Regions from separate parts of the Homo sapiens genome. Here all the other regions are linked to region 1. A link is a contact called in ENCODE Hi-C or POLR2A ChIA-PET data. All regions are on one chromosome and are shown on one strand. The core of a region is the stretch at or near the end of the contact, and the rest is flanking DNA. Distances in the headings are between cores, read along the strand shown. Region 1 overlaps CCDC187 (coiled-coil domain containing 187). Region 2 holds the start of CCDC187 (coiled-coil domain containing 187). Region 3 holds the start of DKFZP434A062 (a long non-coding RNA gene). Region 4 overlaps QSOX2 (quiescin sulfhydryl oxidase 2).

Region 1 (3,419 bases), core at 1-2,500:
CACCAGGGAGGACGCAGCCATGCGTGGACAGGCTTGGAAGCCTTGGGGTGGCCAGATGGCCCAACCCGGGCTGTCACTCTTCCACCCCTCACAGCCACTTTTGGACTTTTGGGTCTAAAGAGACAAAGGCTAGCCGAGAGCCGCCCCTGCCACCCTGAAGGCCCAGCCCAGGCCAGTGGGTCCTCTGGGGAGGGAGGTGGGGGTCACCCACATCCACCCCCCACCCATCATGGAATAAACACCCTCAGTCTGGCCCGCTCAGACACCGGGTGAGGATGTTAACTGGAATCACCTTTCTGGAGACCAATGTGGCAGTATCAAGCGGCTTCCAGATGCATTCTCACTGACCCGGTCATTCCATTTCTAAGGTTTTACCTTAAGGAAATGATCTCTCTATCTTCATTAATAATGGCAAAACGTTGGAGACAACCTAGAGGCCCGGAGATCCGGGACAAGCGAAGGGAGTTACAGCCCTGTCTCTACGCCGGTGCGCCCTGTGTGTTATAGCGGTTATGTAGCTACACAGAAAGGTTTTCCTGACATATAAATTGAAAACGCAAGTTACAAAACAGCACGTACTGCCCATTTGCAAGTTGAAATAGCCATGTGTGTTTCTCCCCAAAACAGAGTATCCGCACTGGGCGTGGTGGCTCTCGCCTGTAATCCCAGCACTTTGAGAGGCCGTGGCTGGCGGATCAACTGAGGTAGGGAGTTCGAGACCAGCCTGACCAACATGGAGAAACCCCATCTCTACTAAAAATACAAAATTAGCTGGGCGTGGTGGCGCACACCTGTAGTCCCAGCTACTCGGGAGACTGAGGCAGGAGAATCCCTTGAACCTGGGAGGCGGAGGTTGCAGTGAGCCTAGATCGCGCCACGCGCCTCTACACTCCAGCCTGAGCAACAAGAGCGAAACTCTGTCTCAAAACAAAACAAAACAAAACAAAAAAACAAAGTATGCACAAAGATGATCTCAGAGGTCACCTTTGGAACGATGGGGGTATTTTTTTATTTGTGTATTGAGTACTTTACTGCCTTATGTAAGTTTCAGCAAACACCTATTACTGTTTGGACCAGTACCTCTTGTTTCTCAAAACGCTGTCGGGGCCACGGGCGGGACCCGGACGGGGCAGGGAGGGGGCGGGGCTACAGCAGGGCGGGGCTACAGCAGGGCGGGGCTACGGCGGGGCGGGGCCGGCGCCAGGCGCATGCGCTCACCCTCGTCGATGCTCCAGCCAGGCCAGCTCCGCGAGCGTTTTCTCCTGGAGCGCCATCTCTCGCAGGCGCAGCAGCGCGGCCTGGTGCTGTGCTCGCAGCTCCTCCTCCCGCAGGCTCCGCTCCAGCATCTGCAGCTTGAAGCGGCCCAAGGCCCCTAAAGCTCTGGGTTCGGTGCTTCCGGGCCTCGCGGGGCTCCAGTAGGGTGGGCCGCGTCACCGCCTAGCTTCTAGACCGCTCCCAGCACAGGCCACCGCCTCCGAGAAGCCCTCTCGGACTGCCCGCCCCTCCCATCCCCCTATGCCGCCCTCGCTTCCCCGACTGTGAGCTGGCGGGGCAGGCAGGATCTTTAGCATCTCGGCCTCACCACCAGCCCTGATCCAGGAAGCCCAGGCCACCTGCCCTAAAATATACAACCTGGGCGGGGGCTAACCCTGCCCAAAGCACCATGTTGAAATGCCTGCCCCCCTCTGTCACCCAGGGCGGGAGGAACGGGCTTGGGTAGCTGTCAGCTGGAAGAGCGGGTGACGCGATCGCCGGAAGAACCTCCCAACCCAGGACCTGCCTTGGCCCTTCTTAGTGGAAGGACAGTTGGGTCCGGGGCCCACTACCAGGGCCGTGCTGGGTCCTGAAATTGTGCCTCTCCCCCAGGGGACCTCTCCACGTACCTGGTGGGTGGGGTTGTCCGGAGGGAAGAACTTGGCCAGGGGAAGCTGGGAGAGGGCTCCGTCAGGGCCCTCCACCTCTGAGGAAGGAAGCGCCATGGTTGGGTCATGTAGGGGGTCTGAGTGCCCCGTGTCAGGGGCCATTTCTACCGGAGGGCCTCATAAAAGTAGGAGGTCTAGGGCAGTTTAGTGTCCCCATCCCATCCCGGACACACAGGGCTTCACGCAGAATCCACAAGACCACGCGGGAAGGGACAGGCAGTCTCTTGATGTGAAGTTGTGGTTTGTGACCCTACTGATCATGGGAAAGACCAGACCAAAAGTAGAGGAAGCTCAGGGAGACAGCCCAGCTGCTCTGCGTCTACAGGCTTCTAAAGGAGGGGAGAGTGAGGCCCAGAGAGGGAGAAGGGCTGTCGGGGTCTAGCACCAAGGAGCTGGCAGGTGACAGCAGATCCCAGATCCCCAGCTGAAGTAGCTGACCTGCTGCCGACCTCTGCTGGCCATGCTTCTGTTCTGAGTGATGGAAAAAGGAGCCTGTACTTCAAGCGATCCTTAAGGACGTTCCCTCCCACCAAAGACAGAGCAAAAGGGACTGGATTTTGGCTTTGCCATCCCATCTGCAACAACTGAAAAAATCACGTAAATACACACACACATGTGTGTTTATATAGAGATATGTGTGTGTATACATATATATATATTTTTTCACACACACATATGAAATAACAGTTTTCCAGGCACTGGACTTGAGGCAACATAGCACAGTGATCCCTGAGAGACAGAAAACAAAGGAGGGGAGGAGACTTGCGATGCTCACGGCTTACTGCCTCAGAGAGTTGCCAGGCTATGGTGAGGGAGGGGAAGCTGGCTGAGCTGGAGGACTCCCTGGGTAGAGGAGACAGCAGAGAGTCTGGGAGGACCAAGGCAGCTGGAGTTTGTGGGGGCAGAGTGTCAGAGAGGAGAGAGTCGCACAGAGAGAGGACCTCTGAGATGTATCAAGTGTCCCTCTGGAGTATTCAGTAGAGAACTGATGGATGAATGCGTGTCAAGAAGCTACCAGATGCTGGGACAGAAGCGTTCCGGGGGACTGGAAGCCTGGTAATGACGCCTGTTTCCAGTAGTCAGGCTGGAGGACCTTAGGACTCCCAGGTCACTGGGCAGGCAGTGTACACAGAACGTTCTTGCCTTGACTGTCGGAAATGATTAGCCCCAGGCTGAGCACTGATCCAGATCGACCTAACACACTATTAATGAAAAGTCTGAAAGGACCAAATTACTTCTAAATAACTGCAGTCCCGAAGAAAGCTTAAGAATGTTTATAGGGGCCAGTGCGGTGGCTCACGCCTGTAATCCCAGCACTTTGGGAGGCCAAGGTGGGTGGATCACGAGGTCAGGAGATGGAGACCATCCTGGCTAACATGGTGAAACCCCGTCTCTACTAAAATACAAAAAATTAGCTGGGCGTGGTGGTGGGCGCCTGTAGTCCCAGGTACTCGGGAGGCTGAGGCAGGGGAATTGCTTGAACCTGGGTGGTAGAGG
Region 2 (3,563 bases), core at 588-3,087, 37 kb after region 1:
AAATACCTGGACACAGAGAATCCACAGGACTGGCTCTCAACATCACTCCAAGAGGGAAGCCGTTTCCAAACTTCTTTAGTTACCCCTCCCACCCCTCACCCTTCCAAGGACAAGACCCCCCCACCACACTCCCACCCCCTGTCCCTGCAGGAGGGAAGCTGCCAGACTTTCCAAATCCCAGGCTGACTTTTTAGGGCGCTCCTGACCTAAGCCCCCACAAATCTGACCATGCAGCCCCCCAAGGCTACAGGGACAAAGGCACAGACTCTAGGTCCAGGGACCAGGCCCCCTCTTCCAGTGCCACAGGCCCTGTGTGCCCCTCCCTCCTGGGCGCTGGCATCTCCACCGCTCCTCTGTCGTCTCCAGGGAGGGATCCTCATCATGGACCCAGCTCAGAAGCACCCCTTCATGACTCCTAATCCCCACCCTGGGGGCACGCTGCATACACCCGGCTGGCCCCCACCACGTGTCCAGCACAGCCCGATCCTGCCCGCTTTCCACCCTCCCGACAGCCTCGCAGCCCTCCTGCCCCTCTCTGGCAAAGTGGCCACTGACCTGAGCATTCAGGGGCTGGAGGGGGATTTTTTGCCTCTTGGCCTTTCCTCCTAAGCATCAGCGTGGAGGCTTTGTGGAGTCTGGAGGCGCTGGAGGGGGCTGAGGTGCCCAGGGACGCACAGCTCCCCTGCTGCCACGCCTGGGCCCGGATCTTGTCTCTCAGCTGCTCCAGCCGCGCGTCACTCTTTCTGGGCCTCTGCTGGGGCCCCAACACCTGGGGTGGCCTCTCCTTCCAAGACACACACACGTCGTGGCCCCCCGAAGAGCACGAGAGGCGGCCCGATGACACCGAGCTGTCCCCATCCCTAGCCTCCGGGCCTGTGGACCACATGGGCAGGCTGCACGCCTTCCCCCAGGGTCCTGGTTCCTTGAGGTCGTCAGACCCGACCACGTGGGGAGCTGCCCAGGGTGGGTCTGGCTGCTGGGAGGGCCCGGGCCACCTCAGGGCTGCCACGTCATCCTCAGCTGCAGGTGCGCAGAGCCTGGGAGGGAACGGCAGACATGCCGGTCAGACATGCAGGCGCAGAGGTGCCGAGCAGAGCCGCTCAGACTGGCCCCACCTCCCCGGGCATTCCTGCTCCACAGACTGGAGGTGGAAAGGAGGGCCTGGAATACACCCCACCTGGAGGACAGCCCCGGCATTCTCTCTCAAGCCCTGACCACACCCCTCTGAGGTAGGTAATGTGATCGGCCCGATTTACAGATGGAGAAACTGAGTCTCAGAGAGGCCGGGCTGCCTGCCCAAAGGCACGTGCAGAGGCAGGCACGTCACTCTGACCCCACGCCCTTGTACCTCCCACAGAGCCGCTGCCTCCAGCGGCAGGCATGGCACCTGCCAGCAGTGCAGCCCCCCGCCTAAGTCCACGCAGATGCTACCTGGGCTTGGCAACAGCCTTCCAGTCGGCTGCTCTCCCTGGGGCCCCATGGGAGAAGGGGCCCTGCCTCTGGCTGTTCTTGTGGCAGGGCTGAGGTGTGTCCCCCAGGCAGGTGGGCGGCGTGCCCACGACCAGGGTCGGCATGGCCGCGGGGCTGAGGGGAGAGCAGGTGCAAGGTCAACCTGGCCCGCCCTGCCTGGGGTCGCTGCTGCCTTCACATGGCGGCTTCGAGGCCTGCAGCCCCACCTATGACCCTGCCCGGGATGGGCTGGCCACTGCCTGGCTCCGGATGCCCGCCTGCGCCGGTCCCCTGGCCCACGATGGAAACCCTCAGGTGGGTCATTGAAACTGGGCTGGCACGGTGGGCAGCCCGGCCCTGGGCTGGCCACAGCTGGGGGCCTTCCTAATGAGCTGTCTCTTGGTGGGGTGGGGGAGAGTTCCGGCTGGCCCCGTGACAGCATAATAACCTTGTCACTCAGCGACAGAGCCTCTGGCCTTCAGCTCCTGATGGGGCTCTCAGCGGTGCCCCACCCAGTCCGCCCAGGCCCAGAATGACATGCAGGGAGGGAATGGGGCCGGGCTGGGCTTGTGGGGTCAGTGTTGGGCAAGTTTCTGGTTGGTGGGGGCGGGGCCTAACCCCAGGTCAGGGTTAGGTTCAATTCAGTCTGAGGCACAGAGGTCCCAGCAGCTGTGGGGCCCAGCCCAGACATCCCAACAGAAACACATCAGCCACCATCTCTCAGTTCCATGGGGCTGGGCAGGGGAAGGGGCGCTGGCTTCTGGGCTCACCCTGGTGCAGGCCAGAAGACACCCTTTGCCCACAGTGACAGTGGCAGAGATGCCAGGTGCTGCCCCAGGTCAGGAGCCCCCGCTGGCCTCCTCGGACCCTGCACATCCCAGTGGGTCCGTGACACGGCAGTGTGGTGGGGAGGACATGGCTCTGCAGTCCCTGAGGGGAACTCAGACTCAGATCCCAGTTCCCTCCCAGCTCCTTCCCCACCCCCACTGGCAGTGCCACCTTGGAGCCTGGGGACCACCCCCTCCCCCAATGCTCACCATTGTGAGCCCCTGGTGAGTCCATCCCCGCGGGAGGTGGCAGTGGCACGGAGCTGCGATGATCATGAGCACGGATTTGTTCCAGGAATGGCCCTTAAGTTGACCCTTCCCAAGTGGCCCCAGAGAAGGGAGGTCTGCGCGAAAGACCTCTTAAGTCTAGGAAGGCACGAAGGATGGAGGGCCCTCCTCCAGGCTCACGCTATAGAACCTGTCCTCTGGAACCGCCAGGCAAACGCCTGGAGACACCGCCCAAGCCCAGCCCCACATAGGCACGGGGCCCAGGGGAGATTCCAAGCCAAACGGGGCCCTGGCTGCCGGCAGGCACAGCCACGGGCATCCAGGGCACAGAGGCTGAGCCACCAGCAGCCTCGGAGGGGAGGGAGAGAGGAGCCATCCAAAGACAGGCAGGCCCTGCGTATAATGTGAGGTGCGGCCACCTCCAGCCCCACCTGGCCTGTCTGCACCCTCCTAGCGCCAGGGCATGAGCCCTTTCCTGTGATGAGGCAGGGACAAGGATGAGCCTCGGGCTGTTACACCCTGGGGAACATGTCTGGGATGTTACAGGGAGCTTCAGGGAACCAGCGGTGTGACCACAGGGTCCCCCCACCCTCGGAGCCTGAACGGCTCTCAGGCACCCAGAAGGCAGCTCCACTTCCAGCCCCCTTCCATTCCTACAGAGCCTCGCCCTGCCCAGGGACCCCTCTGCAGCCTCTGCTTCCCAGGGCCATCCGAGTGGTGCACAGGCCTGGCCCCCCTGCTGACGGGTTGCCACCTCCCTGCCAGGCCTTCAGGCTCCCAAATCAGCTGTGGTCCTGGGCTCTCAGCCCTGCTCCCATGAAGGGACAGGGGCAGGGTCCTCCTGAGCAGAAGAGGCCAAGTCTGGTGGCTCCCTTTCTCCCATGAGCAGGAAAACCACCCAGCCACTCAGCAGCTGCCTGGAGGCTCTGGAAGAAGGTGCATCATAAATGCGTGGAAATGCGTCGCTGTGACTGGGAACAAAATCATGACAGCAAATGCCTGGGAACGGAAAAGCAAACCCAGCGAGCAGAGCATCGCGAGGTCCTGCGAGTTGCCCCC
Region 3 (3,574 bases), core at 219-2,718, 60 kb after region 1:
TGTCTTTTGTCCCCACTTCTCTTCACCAGCCTCCCACCACTAACCCAGGGGACCCACAAGGGGCTCACAGTGTTGGTGTGGACCCTCTGTGGGCCTCCTGATGGCAGCAGCGCCTGGGGAAAGAGGGCTGAGCTGAGGCCTGGCACAGGCAGGGCCCCCAGCAGCCCCTGCCCTTACAATGGGATGCTGGCTCAGGTGCCCGAAGCCCAAAGGAGGTGGCCCGGAAGGTTGGAGCTTCAATCGAAGGCCTGTTCTCTGCCCGCAGCCAGGCCCAGGGCTGTGGCAAAGGAGGGTGGTGCCCCAGCCAACACCACTGTCCCTGCCGGCCAGCAGCCACGGCCCCGGCTGGAAGGGAGCAAGGCTCTGCCTGGCTTCTGTGGTCTTTGGGGGAGGGCACGTGGGCCCAGCAGGCAGCTTGCGCTGCGCTCAGGGCACAGATGGTTCTCATTCCCGTTGCCTCCCTTACACAGGAAAAACAAACCAGCCCGGGGCCAACAGACCCCTTTTTAACCTCGTGTTTATTTTCCTTCCCATGCTTGAAAACGCTGACTGTCCTGTGGGCGGCAGCTGCTGAGGGTCTTGCCAGGACGGCACTTTCCTGACCTCAGGGCAGCTCTCCCAGGGAGGGGCTGGGGTGCACGGAGGGGCCCCGAAGGAATGCAGCCCATTTCCTGCTCCTGGACTTCTCCGAGTCATACCCGGGGTCGCAGCTGCCTTTCAAGGGCCTGGAGTCTCCTGACACCACCGGAAGGCCCAGGATGCTGTCGGGGGCAGGACAGAACCCGGGGAGGCCGGCTGTGGGCCTCGCTGGCTGCGGAGAACCCCCCAAGCCATCGGGAGCTGAGGGTGGGTGGAGGGGAAGCCACGTCACACCACATAGGCCCACAGGGCTCCAAGAATTCAGAGGAGGAGGAGGAGGCGGTAGGGGCTGGGGTCCCGGGACCCCGGGTGGGCACAGCCTACTGTGCCACCTGCATCCTCCCTAAGCCTGCACAGTGCCCAGGAGGAAGGAAGGGGCAGGCTGCATCCCCATTCCGGGGGAGCTTGGGAGGGGAATGTGGCCACCCAGGGTCTCAGAGGTGGGGGGCTTACCAACCGTCCCACAGGCCAAGCAGAGCCTGTATTTGTCATCGGTGCCCCAGGTTTCTCTAAAGCAGGCAGACAGCATCCCCACGGCCTGCGCCCCATGGCCCAAGGCAGAAGTTTGGAGAAGGGGGCAAAGCCACGTTGGGGCTGCACAGAAGAGGAGGGTAGGACCCCCGAGGCGTAGGGCGCCCACCAAGAAAGGCAAGGAGGCCTCAGCAGCCCCTCCCCACGTGGGTGAGGCTGCGGGGCTCACCAGGCGGCCTGTGGATGAAAGGAGCCCAGAGGCCAGTGTGGCTGCACTGTGACCCAGGGACCCCCGCGGGCCCTCAGAAGTCCCCAGGGGACCAGCAGCAAGGCCAGGCCCAGGCCCTCTCCCCTGCATTCCCTGGGGTGGGGTGGGCTGGGGCCCACACCCCCTCCCCCCTCCCCCCTCCCCGGGGACTGCCCGCCTCACGGCGCCCCTCCCCCCGCGTCCGCCCCGCCCCCCGCAGAGGGAGGCACGCGGCGGTGGCCGCCCGGTCCGCGCCCCCTCCCCGCGCGGGCGGCGGTGACATCACGGCCACGGCGGCGGGAGGGGCGGCGGCGCCCCGCGCACATCACTTCCTCGGCGCCTCCCCGGGGGAGGACGGGCGAACGAGGCGCGGACGGACAGGCGGACAGCAGGGCGGACAGCAGGGAGGACAGCAGGGCGGGCAGGGGGCGGACGGCCACGGCGCGGGGGGCGCTCCCGGCTCCCGCTCCCGCGTCCCCGACCCATGGCGGGCCCGGCCCCGCCCGCGGCCGACGAGCTCCCGGGCCCGGCCGCCAGGCGCCTCTACTCCAGGTAGGACGGGCCGGGGCCGGGGCCGGGGCCGGGGCTGGGACCGGACCGGGCCGGGTCGGGACGCGGGGGAGGCTGCAGTTGGGAACAAAGGCAGCTCTCGCGGGCGCGCAGCGTGGCTGAGGACGCGCCCCTCCCTCCAGGCCGAGCCCAGCCCGGCGTGTGCCCGCGTGGGCGTCCCCTGAAGCCCTCTTTCCCCCAAGCCAAGGGGAAGGGGGTGGGGGGCCGGGGGGCTGGAGGCGGGGTGGGCAGCTTCTCCAGCCTCACTCCCCTGGCACCTGGCAGGGGCACCGTGGGGTGCTTCCCTCCCAAGCCTGGCCCTGCCATGCCCGGGGCACTCAGGGGCATCATGGCCAAAGAGACCTGGCTGCTCTGGATGGGGCTCTGCCCCTCACCAGCCCTCCACGAGCCCAGTGGGATCCAGCTGGGTTGGAAGGGAGCCAGCCAGGTGGGTGTGTACCTGCCTGAAAAGGCATCTACTCTCCGGGCACATTCCTGGGTGATCCCAGTGACTGGGCTCTGTGCCCCACGCCTTTGGGGATGACAGGGTGGCCCTGCCCCAGGTGGCATGCCTGCCTGGTGACTCCCAATGTCCCCCCAGGGGCTGCCCTGGGCCCAGCCGGGCAGGTGCCTGGAGCCCCAAGCAAGGCTGGGTGGTACCAGGCCTCAGGCAGAGCCACACGAGCGTGAGGTCCAGGCAGGGGCTTGCGAATGGGTGGCAGCCGTCAGAGGCAGGCCTGGCTCCCCAGAGCGAGGGACACTATTGTCCTCTGGACATCCCTAAAACCTGGTGACCTCCCTGATAGGGGTCCCAGCAGCTGATCCCGGGGGGCGCCTAGCCTGGCCCCCAAGGATTCTCTGGCCCCAGCCAAGCAGCAAGCCTCTGCCTGGGGCACCCGAAATGAGGTACTGGTGGCGGCACGGCGGACAGAGGCCTTGCTGCCTCCGGTCTGCTCTCTGCTTTGGTCCCAGACACAGCCCCATTGTGCCGTCCTGGATGGAGCGCTGAGCCCCTAGCCTGGCTCCTGGGCCCCACGCAGGGGAGGGGCGTGAGGGTGATTTTGCTGGCAGCTGCTGCCAGGGGCCTGCCCTAAAGGATTTTCAAGGGTTTCCTCCGCTGATCTGATCGGCTGTGCAGGGCCGCATGTGCTCCAGGGCGGCCGTGCTGTGAGGGGGATGGATAGCAGCCCTGGCTGGAGTGAGTTTGAGTGTGAGTGTGTGGAGCTGTGAGAGAGTGTGTGTGTGGAGCTGTGAGAGACGGGTGTCCAAGACCTTAGCCTTGGGTGAGGCCTGCACAGCTGACCATAGAGTTGGGCATTCTCCAGGCTACAGCTAGAAGCCTGGGGTCCCCTGGGGACACGCCAGGCAGGAGCCAGCCCCTGGCAGGGGCAGTGCTCAGGGGGACCACTCAGAGAGACCCCAGACCCAGCCTTGCATCCCCCTAAGCAGGGAGTCCAGTTGAGCTCCAGGGTGGAGTCAGGCCCAGACTTGGGGGAAGCGCGCCAAGCCCTCCAGCAGGGCCTGTGACGAGGTCCCCCCGGGAGTCTGCACCCCACCGTGTAGCCACAGCCCGGTTTGGGCAGGCGGTTCCTGGTCGGAGCTGGCTTCAGAGCATGGATGCCTAGACGTGTTCTGGGCCAGTGGAAGCTGCGGGCCAGACGGGAGGGC
Region 4 (3,358 bases), core at 122-2,621, 42 kb before region 1:
TCCTTCCGTGTGGTTCTGCAGGAAGTCAATCATCGTCTGTCTGACTGTTCGCAGCTCTCGGTCAGGTCCTGCCGGAAGCACACCAGGGTCAGAGCTGTGTGTGCGGCTGTCCTCGTGGGGCAGGCATACACCCAGGGACAGCAGCCCCGTCCCAGCCTGGGGCCCAAAGACAGCAGGGTGCAGGTGGCAGCAACATGTGCAATCCCAATGGGTGTGCCCAATGCCACCCACAGGCGTGGTACAGACAGCGCTGGATTCACACAACTGGAGACCACACAGCAATGACACAAGCATGGGTGGGCCACAGGGACAGGCAACAGAGGCAGATGGCAAGACACGGCACTGCGAGGAGCAGGCCAGGCGGCTCCACTGGGTCACTCACAGGCAGAGCCCCCCCAGGGCGCGGCGAGGAGCAGGCCAGGCAGCTCCACCGGGTCCCTCACAGGCAGAGCCCCCCAGGGTGTGGCCTGCGGGGTCTGATCACACTCTGGGCGATGCTCGGCTGGGTGGGATCATTTGTAAAAATTCATCGGGTGGGTACATGTGATCTGTGCACATCTCCAAATATTTTTACAATAAAAAATTTACTCTGAAAAAGTTTTTACTACAATATTTGCCAAGCAAGGCAAAGCACAAAATTAAAATTTCTCTTTGAAACTATTAATATCTGAACTCTTAAGGGAAAGCAGGCAGGAAGGTCAGCAGAGGGAAAGGTGCTGACCCAGGCTGGGAGCTCCCCAGGCTCTGGGACCGTGTGTCTTTAGCAGGTTTATGAGGGGAATCTCAGGGACTAAAATACAATGCTTATGTCCTTACCTTTAAAATTTTCTCCAGTTGTAAACTCCTTTGTAAATGCTTTAAAATACTAAGAGGAAAAACACAGAACAAGTAAGAGGCAGCCTTCCATGGGCATCTGCATGTGTTTAAGCAACAAAACGCCCGTCACCTTAGAGGGAGCTTTACTCAATTTCCTTCGGAAAGTTTTCATAAATTAATGACAAACCACACGCTTCTCCTTGTCTTTGTGCATATTAATGTTTCCTGTCAGATTTACGAGGGGGCTAAGGTTAGCTCCAATCAGCATTCCCATCATTTACATTTTCTGACCCAACAGGGCTAGAAGCAAGACAGTTCAACTGGGCTGGAATCATAAAAGACACCGCTCTCTGGGACTTGGTAGTGAGCCTATGTCTTAATGGTTAGCTGTAGCGTTAGCTGTGACAACACGGAGGATGTGCAGGAGGAGGAGACACCACGCAGTATCTCTGAGTGGATGATTAGGTTCTTATGTTAACATTAAAAACTTTCTTCATCAAAGGGTACGTTAGAGACAGCGACGAGACAAGGTTACATGATGGCGGAGATGAGGTCGGTAAGAAAAGCACTGGCCAGCTAAGAGGGAAACGTGCAGATGACAGGAAGACACTTCACCCATGACACCCACGGCCCACAAAGCCAGATGTGCTGGCACTGCAGCCGCCAGGGAAATGCAAACGAAGCCGCCAGTGCTTCCTGCTGCACTGGTCCCTGGGCGAGCACAAAACTGCCTGACACTGCTGGCCCTGCAGGTCTGTTGTGCACAGACCCGGTTCGCGGCCCAGTGGCTTCTCTCCCAGCCTCAGCTCTCCCCTTGCCCGGGAAGGCGCACAGCAGCGCCGTTCAAAGCCACCAAAGCCTGGAAGAGCCCACACACCTGGCAACGGGGGGCTCTGGTTCTCAGAGTGACGTCACTGGACAATCCCATCCAATGAGCATCGTAGTGGATCTGGGCAATGTCCCATTAAGTAACAGAAAGAGGGCCCGAAAGTTTACATACAGCACAGTGTGAACTGTGTCTGAAGCAAAATCAAAATACAACAGGAAGCCATGCTGACGTAATCACACGCAGAGGCAGGCAAGCAAGTGTGCGACACAGGCCCCGAGAGGCCCTGGGGCAGGGCTGACACCGGTGCCGCCCAGCGTGGCACCTGTTAGGGCAGGACCACAGGTGCTGCCAGCACAGTGAAAACAACAGCCCCCAAAATACAAGCGAAGCCACCATGACATGACACCACACCACACAGCAAGGCACCAGGGCTGACAAGGACGGAGTTTTACTCAAATTGACAAAGCTTCCCAGGAAGTGGGCCCAAGGCGCCCACGTTTCTGGAGATGTCCATGTCAAGGCACGCAGGAGGCAGTGGCACCCGCAGGTACACACATGCTATGCACGGGCCTGCAACAGGGTCACAGGTACCTCCGCCCCCTAGTGGGAGCAATGGGCACAGCCTTGTCTGCAGGGCTGACTTTGGCTGGGGAAGGCAGAGGCCCTGTGCCTGTGTGTGCGTGTGTGTGTGCATGAGTGTGCATGTGTGAGAGCCCCATGGTACACGGACCACACGCGTGGCTTCAGGCTGGGGTGCCAGCCCTCGCAGTCCTGGTCTCCTTGCGCCCCCTGGCCGTGCAGGCTGCAGGGGGTCTTTTCACGCATCCCCTCCATGTGACCGGGTCTGTGTGAGCGTGGACAGTCCCACAGACACTTCCACAGCACAACAGGGTGGAACAAGAGCTGCCCCCACCAAACATCAGCTCCTACAATTCCTACGAAGTTCCAAGGAGAGAGCCAGAGAAGCCGAAAACACAGGCACTATGATGTGGCGAATTTCAACAGACAAGCAGCCGCGTGATGCTCACCTGGAAGGTGGGGTAGAAGGTGAATTTCAACGGACAAGCAGCCGCGTGATACTCACCCGGAAGGTGGGGTAGAAGTGGATGTCGTAGTCATGGCACACGGCCTGGTTCTTCTCTTCCATGCAGTCCAGAGCTGCGACGCGAATGGCACTGGCCCAGTCTGAAAAGCAGGAGCATGACCTTCAGTGTGGTGAGCACTGGACTCCCGGGAAGCCCAGGACCCAGCAGTCCCCACTCCAGGCTGCGGCCACCTGCGAGACCAGCCCACCTGCCCCCTCTAGGTCATCAGTTAGGCCCTCATCACACAGAGCGTCTATGTGGAGCTAGGAGAGAGAACTCCACCAACAGCACGATGCCTCTCCTACCACAGATAGTCACAGAACAAGCGGATTTGTGCTGAACCTGCACATCACGGAGCAGGGACAAGGCTGTGGGCCCCTAATTAAATGACACCCTGATGGATGAAAGCGCTGGTAACAGACGCGGCTGTCAGCGGCCGGCACTTAAGTCAGGACAGCAAGCAAGTACGTGCAGATTAATCAGATACGGTCCAGGCTGTTTGGCAAAAACATTCCCGTGTTCTCACTCCAGCGAGTACTGGCAGCATCTGAGCAGGGTCTTTCAAGGCAAGGATGCGTGCACAGACACATGTGAAGTGGTTTCCAACACCATCCCAGACACTGCCCGC

What was found. Hi-C counts contacts between places; a loop is a spot of excess contacts on that map. ChIA-PET counts read pairs that join two places held with the same protein, here RNA polymerase II (POLR2A). Pooled maps may share reads with other maps.
Region 2: a loop to region 1 is called in a pooled map, with 2.1 times the contacts of the local background. The contact joins the promoter of CCDC187 here to the enhancer-like site in region 1. A Hi-C loop is called at or near these places in 1 of 37 single-sample maps with no recorded cell type and 1 of 50 pooled maps. POLR2A ChIA-PET finds 5 or more read pairs at or near these places in 3 of 52 experiments (A673, HEK293T and HepG2).
Region 3: a loop to region 1 is called in a pooled map, with 6 times the contacts of the local background. The contact joins the promoter of DKFZP434A062 here to the enhancer-like site in region 1. A Hi-C loop is called at or near these places in 1 of 168 maps with a recorded cell type or tissue (posterior vena cava) and 7 of 50 pooled maps. POLR2A ChIA-PET finds 5 or more read pairs at or near these places in 2 of 52 experiments (B cell and HEK293).
Region 4: a loop to region 1 is called in a map of B cell, with 13 times the contacts of the local background. The contact joins two enhancer-like sites. A Hi-C loop is called at or near these places in 3 of 168 maps with a recorded cell type or tissue (B cell, OCI-LY7 and naive thymus-derived CD4-positive, alpha-beta T cell), 13 of 37 single-sample maps with no recorded cell type and 14 of 50 pooled maps. POLR2A ChIA-PET finds 5 or more read pairs at or near these places in 8 of 52 experiments (B cell, CD4-positive, alpha-beta memory T cell, H1 and 5 more).

The regions. Positions count from the first base shown.
Region 1 is chr9:136,266,166-136,269,584 of GRCh38, forward strand. CCDC187 (coiled-coil domain containing 187) reads right to left here. Exons shown (of 26, transcript NM_001378188.1): 15 at 1,884-1,960; 16 at 1,219-1,346. Among named protein-coding and RNA genes, the nearest start is that of QSOX2, 22 kb to the left of the region's middle. RefSeq lists silencers at 1,072-1,231, 1,296-1,671 and an enhancer at 1,472-1,541. Within about 2 kb of position 1,251, at least 13 of the 41 ENCODE cell types and tissues checked have a DNase peak (open chromatin) inside an H3K27ac peak, as active enhancers do.
Region 2 is chr9:136,302,257-136,305,819 of GRCh38, forward strand. CCDC187 (coiled-coil domain containing 187) reads right to left here and starts at 1,838. Exons shown (of 26, transcript NM_001378188.1): 1 at 1,432-1,838; 2 at 556-1,037. The coding sequence starts at 1,574.
Region 3 is chr9:136,325,855-136,329,428 of GRCh38, forward strand. It overlaps DKFZP434A062 (a long non-coding RNA gene), which reads right to left and starts at 1,469. Exons shown (of 1, transcript NR_026964.3): 1 at 1-1,469. It overlaps GPSM1 (G protein signaling modulator 1), which reads left to right and starts at 1,685. Exons shown (of 14, transcript NM_001145638.3): 1 at 1,685-1,909. The coding sequence starts at 1,842. RefSeq lists a silencer at 519-813 and enhancers at 1,847-2,376, 2,377-2,905.
Region 4 is chr9:136,224,045-136,227,402 of GRCh38, forward strand. QSOX2 (quiescin sulfhydryl oxidase 2) reads right to left here. Exons shown (of 12, transcript NM_181701.4): 2 at 2,730-2,830; 3 at 817-865; 4 at 1-68. Among named protein-coding and RNA genes, the nearest start is that of QSOX2, 20 kb to the right of the region's middle. RefSeq lists enhancers at 1,341-1,390, 1,571-1,650, 1,781-2,000. Within about 2 kb of position 1,372, at least 8 of the 41 ENCODE cell types and tissues checked have a DNase peak (open chromatin) inside an H3K27ac peak, as active enhancers do.